Regions from separate parts of the Homo sapiens genome. Here region 2 is linked to region 1. Evidence: chromatin loops called from intact Hi-C (ENCODE). Cell type or tissue: body of pancreas. All regions are shown on one strand.

What was found. Peaks named below come from ENCODE experiments on the same cell type or tissue, not always from the same donor. Only the 100,000 strongest peaks of a DNase experiment are listed, where the experiment ranks them.
Region 2: it touches region 1 in a loop (3-fold over the local background); 3 of 110 quality-filtered maps call a loop at or near these places.

What each region holds. Positions count from the first base shown.
Region 1 is chr22:23,632,857-23,637,856 of GRCh38, reverse strand. LOC124905089 (a long non-coding RNA gene) reads left to right here and starts at 125. Exons shown (of 3, transcript XR_007068021.1): 1 at 125-174; 2 at 1,774-1,921; 3 at 4,947-4,981. RefSeq lists a silencer at 4,360-4,497. In body of pancreas, no CTCF peak of the experiment used is centred here; no DNase peak of the experiment used is centred here.
Region 2 is chr22:23,698,720-23,703,719 of GRCh38, reverse strand. It overlaps RGL4 (ral guanine nucleotide dissociation stimulator like 4), which reads right to left. Exons shown (of 11, transcript NM_153615.2): 11 at 4,552-4,876. The coding sequence ends at 4,837. It also overlaps the pseudogene GUSBP11. Among named protein-coding and RNA genes, the nearest start is that of RGL4, 10 kb to the right of the region's middle. In body of pancreas, no CTCF peak of the experiment used is centred here; a DNase peak (open chromatin) is centred at 2,759; H3K27ac peaks cover 1,493 bases.

The DNA.
Region 1 (5,000 bases):
CCAGTGCAAGAAGGGTAATAGGTGCTCCATCATTTCTTTCTTTTTTTTTTAGATGGAGTCTCACTCTGTCGCCCAGGCTGGAGTGCAATGGCTCGATCTTGGCTCACCGTAACCTCTGTCTCCCAGGTTCAACCAATTCTCCTGCCTCAGCCTCCTGAGTAGCCGGGATTACAGGTAGATGCTGCAATGTCCGGCTAATTTTTGTGTTTTTATTACAGACAGGGTTTCACCATGTTGTTCAGGCTGGTGTGCTCCATCATTTCTAAGAGATTAAATAAGTTTTCACTTGAGGGAAGTTGGTGTTCTCAATGCTGAGGCCAGGCATCTCCTCATAATTAAAAGTGGGGATGTGTTTTACCCAGGGCCTCACTATTGATGGGATTTGGGCTCCAACATGTGCACAGCTGACTGCCTGGCAGCCCTAGGACCTGGAGAGTTTCTCAGATGCTTGGCACAGAGAGTCACTGGCCATCTTTGGAGGAAGCATCATTTTGGGAAATGGAAAACCAGGTCCTGTGTTGGGAATATCTGTGAGGCTCCCAGGGTCTGGGGCTCCAGCTCCTCTCTGAGAAGGTGTCGGGGGAGAGAACAGGGCCCAGCCACACCCAGCCCCTCCTGCATGGTTCCTGCTCATCAGGGTGTTAGAGGGGTGGGGGCACTAGCAGTGGTCAGGCCTGTGTTTCTGTGGGTGGGGCCAGGGAGGGACCCTCGGTGCATCCTAGGGAGTCTCTCCCATGGCTCCTGTTTGACTTTCCTGTGGCTGCTGTCACAAATGACCCCTAAAACATCACACATTGGTTCTCTCCCTGGTCTGGAGGTTAGCCATCCAAAATGAATCGTAGAGTGCTAAAATCAGGGTGCCAGCTGGGCCAGGCTCCTTCTGAGGGCTCTGGGGAGAATCCATTTCCAGGATTTTTCCAGCTTCTAGAGGACGCCCTGGGCTCCTGGCCCCTTCTTCCAACTTCAAAGCCAGAGCTCAGCATCTTCAAATCTCTCTCCCACTCTTCTCTCTCTCTCTCTCTCTCCCTGCCAACTGTCTTCTCTCACCCTCCCTCCTTCTCTCCCTTTCTTGTCCTCCAGCCCCACACCTGCTGTCACTCTGACCCTCCTGCCTCCTCCTTTCCCTTATAAAGACCCCACCTTGGACCCACCCACATAACCCAGGATCATCTTCCACCTCAGGCCCCTTGACATCATCACATCTGTAAAGTCCCTGAGGCCACACAACACAGCACATGGACAGGTCCCGGGACTGGGACACAGCCGTCCCTGGGCCCTAATTCAGCCCAACCACAGCTCCTTTCCCTCCTTCCTCTCTCCTTCTCTGGGTATAAGAAGGGAATGCAGAGAGGTTGGTCAATGAATACACACTTACAGTTAGATGCAAGGAATGTGTTCTAATGTTGGATAGCAGAGTAGGGTGACTATGGTTAGCAATAATGTATTGTATATTTCAAAATAGCTACAAGAGAGAACTGAAATATACTCAACACATAGAAATGATAAATACTCAAGGCCATACCCCAAATATCCTGACTTGATGATGACATGGTGGATGCACGGAACCAAACAGCACATGCACCTCATAGAAATGTCCAATATTATGTATCAGTGTAATTTCTATGAATAAGAAAGGCAAAAAAAAAGAAGTTAAGCATAAACTAGCCATTTGACCTAGCAATTCTAGCCCTAGGAATTTATCTAGAAGAAATGAAAGCATGTGTTCCAAAAAGACGTGTACATAAATGTTCTCAGCAGCCTCATTCACTATAGGCAGCAACTGGAAACAACCCAAGTGTCCGTCAGCTAGAGAATGGATAGACCCATGTGGTCTGTGCATACAGTGGAGTACTGCTCAGTTACACAAGGAAAAGAAACTATGGATACAGGTCACAGGAGGGATGATCTTCAAAACATTACAGTAAGTGAAAGAAGTAAAACTCCACGAGGGAAGTTGGTGGGCATGGACGTGTGTTTGAACTGGCAGAATTTTACTCTGTTCATTGGGGTATCAGGTATTGAGTCCCTATTGACCAGGTACTGTGCTAGGTGTGGCCATTAGAGAAATGAGAAGCAGACACCAGCTCCATTGTGATGAGACTCACTCGATCAGCCATTTCTGATGAACACTCAGGTACCTTGACACTCCCTGCTCACATTTGCAGGCTTTACTTAATGCCACTTAAATCTCCCTATTCCCCAAGTCTTCTTTCTTTTCTTTTTTTTTTTAAGACAGAGTCTTGCTCTGTCACCCAGGCTGAAGTGCAGTGGCACCATCTCGGCTCACTGCAACGTCCGTCTCCTGGGTTCAAGCAATTCTCCTGCCTCAGCCTCCCAAATAGCTGGGATTACAGGTGCCCACCACCATGCCCAGCTAATTTTTGTATTTTTAGTAGTGACGGGGTTTCACCACGTTGGCCAGGCTGGTCTCGAACTCCTCCGGACCTCTGGTGATCCACCTGCTTAGGCCTCCCAAAGTGTTGGGATTACAGGCATGAGCCACCGCACCCAGCCCCCAAGTCTCCTTTCTTTCCAATTCCCCTTATCAGGCACAGCTTTTTAAAGCAATCCCTGCCATACCCATGGCTTCAATTGTTTTCTATATGCTCTGATGAGAATAAAATTCAAATGTTGTTTTTATATAACAGTTCTATTTTACATGACACCTCATTCACTACGATTGTAAATTCGAAGTTGCTCTAAGAAAGTAATAACTAAAAAGTTGTCATATTTGAGTATGTAAATTTTAGGAAATTTCCTAAATGGTTTGACTTTGTGGGTGTATTTTTTAAAACATGAGTTGTGATGTCACAGAATGGACTTAGCCTACAGAGGTTTCTGTCCAACTTTCTACCAGAGAGCTCCATTTCAATGCGATACTTAAGAGTCCAAAACTATGTGGTGTTTTTTTTTTTTTTTTGAGACAGAGTCTCACGCTGTCACCCAGGCTAGAGTGCAGTGGCACAATCTCGGCTCACTGCAAACTCCGCCCCCCAGGTTTAAGCAATTCTCCTGCCTCAGTCTCCTGAGTAGCTGGGATTACAGGTGCCCATCATCGCACCCGGCTAATTTTTGTAATTTTAGTAGAAATGGGGTTTCACCATGTTGGCCAGGCTGATCTCGAACTCCTGACCTCATAATCCACCCAGCTCGGCCTTCCAAAGTGCTGGGATTACAGGCGTGAGTCATTGCACCCAGCCGAAAACTATCTTATTCCCCATACCTATTCCTCTTCCTACATTGTCTTTGTAGGAGACATTCACTGCTATTTACCCAGTCCTTCAAACTAGAGCCTTAGCAGCCTGTTTTTCCTTTTCCTTCCCCTGTTCTTCCACATCTAATCCTCTAGCACTTTCTGTTCTCTCTGCCAAATGATCACAGAACTTCTCTGTCCACTTCAGTCATTTCTACTTCCTTTGGCCTTATCTGTTCTTCCAGATGAACATAATGTCTCTCTCTCTTTTTTTTTGAGACAGAATCTCTCCCTGTTGCCCAGGCTGGAGTTCAGTGGTGTGATCTTGGCTCACTGCAACCTCCACCTCCTGGGTTCAAGCGATTCTCCTGCCTCAGCCCCTTGGGTAGATGGGACTACAGGTACCCGCCATCATGCCAGGCTAATTTTTGTATTTTTAGTAGACATGGGGTTTCACCATGTTGGCCAGGCTGGTCTCGAACTCCTGACCTCAAATGATCCACTCACCTTGGCCTCCCAACATCATGTCTCTTAATTGGTCCCACTGGTTCCATGAGTCCTTCTCTATTGTGCAGAGAGACCTCACTGCAAACACATCTGATAGAGACTCCTCACCTCTGTGTGGTTCCGTGACTCTCATGTTTCCAGAATAAAACTTAAACTCTACTTCAACTCTACTGCTGGACAGTGAATGAGCCTTTGTATTCCAGGTTCATCCACTGTTTTGCAGTGTAGCCTCAGACAACTGAACTCTAAGCCTTTGTTTGCTCATCTGCCTGAACTCACTGAGCAGTTGTGGGACCTTGGGGAAGTTACTTGACTTTTCCCTCTAGATTTACGCTGTAAGATGTGTAAAATGGGACTATTTCTGAGGGTTAAATTAGTATGCCACAGTTGGAACACTGTCAGGCACATAATGCTTGCCAGATATTGACTATTTGTCTTTGTCCTATGAGGACAATGGTACCCCACTGTGGGGTTCTCAATTTTGTATAAGAAAATAATGTTTTATGATTTGTTAGTAAAAGAAATACCTGAGGCTGGGCATGGTGGTTCATGCCTGTAATCCCAGCACTTTGGGAGGACGAGGCGGGTGGATCACCTGAGATGAGTTCAAGACCAGCCTGACCAACATGGTGAAACCCTCGTCTCTACTAGAAATACAAAAATTAGCCAGATGCGGTGGCGTGTGCCTGTAGTCCAGGCTACTCAGGAGGCTGAGGCTGGAGAATCGCTTGAACCTGGGAGGTGGAGGTTACAGTGAGCCGAGATCGTGCCACTGCACTCCAGCCTGGTCGACAGAGCAATAGTCCATCTCAAAAAATAAATAAATAAGTAAATAAAAGAAATATCTGAATACCCCTGCCATGGAAAGAAGAAACAGAGCGAGAAAAGGGAGTTGGTAGGTCGTAGCATTACAGAACTGGGAAGGATGTGTTCAGTCCCTATTTTATAGACGAGGAGGGAAGTGTGATGTGTCCCAGGGTTTCACTGAGGATACACAGCCATAACTCTCTATTGAGAGTGGGACCAGGGCCCTGGGGGTAGCTATGGTCAAGTTGCAGACAAGAACTAACACTTGTAAGACAGGAGAGAAGCATTTAATTAGAAAAGCAGTAAAAAATTTGTGTATAACTACATTTGGTGAGCAAATGAAAGCTGTCAGACTCAGAAAAACAGAACTGCTGGTGGAACTGACTTTAGTAACTGGGGTTTTCTTTCTTTTGTTTCTTTTTTTTTTTTTTTTTTAAAGACAGTTGCACCTTTGTCACCCAGGCTGGAGTGCAATGGTGTGATCTTGGCTCAC
Region 2 (5,000 bases), 66 kb before region 1:
CCGGGTTCAAGTGATTCTCCTGCCTCAGTCTCCCAAGTAGCTGGGAGTACAGGCACGTGCCACCATGCCCGGCTAAGTTTTGCTTTTTTAGTAGAGACGGGATTTCACCATATTGGCCAGGGTGGTCTCGAACTCCCCGACCACAAATCATCTGACCACTTCTGCCTCCCAGAGTGCTTGGATTTCAGGCATGAGCCACCGTGCTCAGCCTGGGATTTTGCATTTCAATCTTTGATTCATTTTGAGTTGCTTTCTGTACATGGTGAGACACAGGGGCCCAGTGTTATTTCTTCTGCATCCAGCTAGCCACTTATCCCAGCACCACTTACTGATAGGGAGTCCTTTCTCCATCGCTTATTTTTGTTGATTTTTTTCAAGCATCAGATGGTTTCAGTTGTGCGGGTTTATATCTGGGTCTTCTAATCTGTTCCACTGCTCTGTGGAACCGGGTCCCCAGCTTTTCAGTGAAAATGCCAAGCCATTACATTGTCTATGGATGTTTTCTTAGAGTGTTTCCTTTGTTTTAATGTTTTGTTTATACCTTTAGCAGGCTGCGTGCATGGATTTCTTTTCTAAAATACATGCGCACCCTGTTTTCTTGTGGGAGTTTTGTGGTTTCAGAATTGAGTTTTAGGTCTTTAATGTATTTTGCATTGATTTTTGTGTTGCATGACATAAGGGTCCTATTTCAGTGTTTTGTATGTGAATATTCAGTTTGCTCAAAATCATCTATTAAACAGTCTCTTTTTCCCATTGTGTCTTTTTGGTGTTCTTTTGAAAAAATGTGTTCACTATATGTAAATTGGGGTTGAGTATTTGGTTTACTCATTCTGTCCACTTTCTTAGTTTATACCAATAAAGGATTGTTTGGATAATTATAAAAGCTTGTGTTTTTCATTCATTTTTTTAGCTTCTAAGTGTATTTTTTAACATAATTTCTACGTTTATTATAGACTAAAGGGTACAAAGGCAGATTAGTTACTGCCTTTGGTATACTGCATGCCACTGAGACTTGGGGTCCCAGGGACCTTATCACGCAGGGAACAGGTGCACCCACCGGGTAGGTCTTTAGCACATACCTTGTCCCTTCTTTTTCGTCTGATAGTCACCAGTGTCTGCTGTTTTCACTTTTACGGTAGGGTGTATTCAATTTTAGCTCCACCTTGTAAGTGAGAACATGTGTCATTTGGTGTTCTGTTTTTTCCTTATTTCTCTTTAGATAATGGCCTCCAGCTCCTTTCATGGTGCTGCCAAGGACATGATTTCCTTCTTTTTTGTAATGGCTGCCTAGCTTTTTGTGGTATATATGTACTGCATTTTCCTTTTCTGATCCACTGTTGATGGGTACCTAGGTTGATTTCACGTGTTTGCCATCGTAAATAGTGCTGCCAGGACCGTTTGTGTGCATGTGTGTTTTGGTCAGAAGGATTCATTTTCCTTTGTGTATATCCTAGTGGTGGGATTGCTGGGTCAGATGGTAGTTCTGGTTTAAGTTCTTTGAGCAATCTCCGAAGTGCTTTCCATGGTGTCTGAACTACTCTGCATTTTCACCAAAAGTGGACCAGTGTCCCCTTTCTCTGCTGCCACACCAGTGTCCTTTTTTTTTTTTAACTGTGTAATCGCCATTCTGACCAGTGTGAGATGATATCTCCTTGTGCTTTTGATTTATATTTCTCTGATAGTTAGGTTGAGCATATTTTCAGATTTGTTGGTTGCTTGTACGTCATCTTTCAAGAAGTGTGTGTTCATATCCATTGTCTATTTATTAGTTATTTGGGGGGTTTTGCTAATTGATTTCTATAAGGTCTTTAAGGTAGATTCTAGATATTAGAACCTTGGTGAGGTGCATAGTTTGGGAACATTTTCTCTCATCCTGTATGTTGTCTGTCTACTCTGTTGGTAATTTGTCGTGTTGTGCGGTGGCTCTTCAGTGTATTAGGTCCCACATGTTGATTACTGCTTTTGTTGCAGTGTCATGTGGGGTCTTAGGCATATAAATGCTTTGTCAAAGCCGATGTCGAGAAGGGTACTTCCTAGGGTCTCTTGTAGGATTTTTGTAGTTTGAGGTCTTCCATTTACATCTTTCATTCATCGGAGTGAACTTTTGCACATGGTGAGAAGTAGAGGCCTAGTGTTACTTACTGTTCTGCATATGGCTCGCCACTTACCCCAAGACTATTGAAAAGGGAGTTCTTTCCCCATTACTTATCATTGTGTATTTCATCCAAAATCAGGTCGTATGAGGTGTGTGGGTTTACTTCAGGTTCTCTTCCACTCATCCATGTGGAAGCAGGTCCCTAGAGTTTGAGTGAAATTTCAAATCAGAGAATGTGATGCATCCAATGTAGTTTGGATTTCTCAGAATTGCTTTGGAAATGCCGGGCATTTCCTGGTGTCACATGAACTCCAGCATTGTTTATTTCTGTGTCCTTAAAACCAATTTGCTCTGTAGTAAAGGTATACAGTTAAAGAGTAGAGTGGGACATTTTGATCATGCATATATACCTTGTGTAATGATGAAAGCAAGGCATTGACTGTCTCTGTTACCTTGTGTAGTTATTATTTATTAGTTCTCTGTCGTTGCAATATGCAGAATCCTTCTTTTCAGCCTTTTTTGGAAAATATGGTAGGATACTGTTAACTCTAGACACCCTACTGTGGAGTAGAACAGCTGAATTTATTCCTGTCATCTGAATGTAACATTGTATCCATTTCCCAGTTCCTGCCCGGACTCCCCAACCCCCCGCCTCTCTTCACCACTGTGGAACTTTCTAGTTCTAGGAGATAAAGTCGTTTAGAGAGAAAGTTGATCTCATTCTCACATGCATGAAATCATGCTGTTTGTCTTTCTCTGCCTGACTCATTTTGTTGAAGGTCATGTCCTCCAGGTTTCTGCACGTTGCTGCAGATGACATGATTTCATGAATTTCTGCGGCCGAAGAGGATTCCACTGCGTGCTGCAGTTTCTTTATCCCTTTATCTGTGCATGAACAGGTAGGTGGATTGGATACCTTTGCTATTGTGAGTAGTGCTTCAGTCACCATAGGAAGGCCGATATCTCTTCAACATAACAGATTCCATGCGCTTTCTGTGTATAACCAGTGGTGGGATTGATAGGTGAACGGGTAGTTGTAATGTAAAATGTTTAAGGCACCTTCAACTGCTTCGCTTCGTGTGTCTAGTAATGTACCTTCCCACCAATAGTTTATAAAAGTGTCTTTTTCTGCGTTTCTACGTTGGCCACTGCCTGTGAACATATGGGTTTTTTGTTGTTTTTGGTAAGTTTCATTCTAATTAGAGTGAGAGGTATCTGAGTCTGGTTTGCAGTTAGACATTTGTGTGAGGATTAGTGAAGTTGAGCAACTTCTCTTTGACCTGTCAGTCAATTTCGTGTTTTCTCTTCAGATGTGCCTGTTCAGGTTCTTTGCCCAGTTTTAGCTTGGGTATTAGGTTTTGTTCATTTTTCCAGTTAAGAGTAGTGTTAGTTTCTTGTACATGTTAGATAACAACCCCTTTCACAGATGATTCTGCTGAACTTTCTTTCAATCTGTAGGATGCCTTCTTTAATGGTTCATTGTTTCTCTTCCCCATGCGGAAGCTCTAAAATGATGTTTAGTCCTATGTGTTTGTATTCACATTTTTGTTTTCCATCCAAAAAGAATAAAAAATAAGAAAAAGTATTGCCAAATCAATTGCATGGTCAAAGGGTTTCTTGCCATAGATAATTTTTGGTTTTCTTTTCTTTCTTTTTTGCAAACTGCGTGCATAGATACAAGTTTTGCCGAAATAGAAACTCCCGCTTTTCTTATAGGAGCTTTGCGGCTCCAGGATTGGATTTAGGTGTCTATTTTGTGTTGATTTGGGGGTATTACATGTTTCAGACCCTGAAATGTTGATTTCTTTGGCATGTTTTTGTCTGATATCCCACAATGGGGGTTGTGTTCAAATTAAGCTGTGGGACATCTTTTAGATACTGAGTTCAAACAGTTCTCACCTTCCTTGATGTTCATTTAGGGGAGAGGTGTCAGAAGGTCTGGGAAGATCCACAGTGGAAAAAGTTTATCTGTATTTCGTGGAGACTGATGGCCAGCTCCCTTCTGCCCAGGACTTCTGGAGAAGGCCAGCCCTACCACTTGCTTAAATACCTCCCATCTCCAGCCCTTCAGTAAATATTTAAGTGATTTGTTAAATATTTAAACCTTAAGAAAATTGAGTAACCCAGTGGAACTTGAATTTAACTAGAATTTAAGTTTGAGAATAGCTGGTCAGTAGAACAAATGTGACATACTATGGGTGACATAGATTGGGTGACATACTATGGCTTTTAAGGGGTTTTGTTTTGTTCTGTTTGTTTTCTTAAGCAGAGTTAACAATAATTTGAATAAAGAAGGAAAACATTAAATGCTTGGCATGTGTAATGTGAATGCTATTCCATAACTTGTTCAGCCATAGCCTCAATTTGACATGCTAGGCTATGAATCCTAAAGACTGGTATATGGTTACCGCACTGGAGTTACTTTTCTCATTCCAACAACTACAGAACATTTTGAATAGTTTTTTAAAATTTTATTTTAACGAAAGTTAAGAAAAAACCCTTACTTATACACTAAAGAAAATAAACATAAAATGGTCTCCCGCCTGACTCACAAAAGTCCCATGGCCTGATCCTGGCCAGCAGGAGCAGTTGGTGATGAGGATCCAGGGCAAGATGCAGCTGAGCTGCCAGCCTCCTAGATGTGGTTCCCTGGTGTCTACGGTCTGGGTGAGGGATGGTGCAGAGCCGGTGTTCTGGCCAGCATCCCGGTGGGTTCCCAGCCACTGCAGGATGTTGCCAGCCTACGGGTTTTCGGGCTCCAGCTGGCAGGACAGCTTGTAGCTGCAGGACAGAGAAGCAGCTGTGAGGCCACCATGAGCCACACATCAGGTCCCCTGTCAGTGCCTGCCCAGCTGGAATCCTGGGTCCCCAGTGGTCCCCATGCAACAGGGCTTGATGCTGGCCG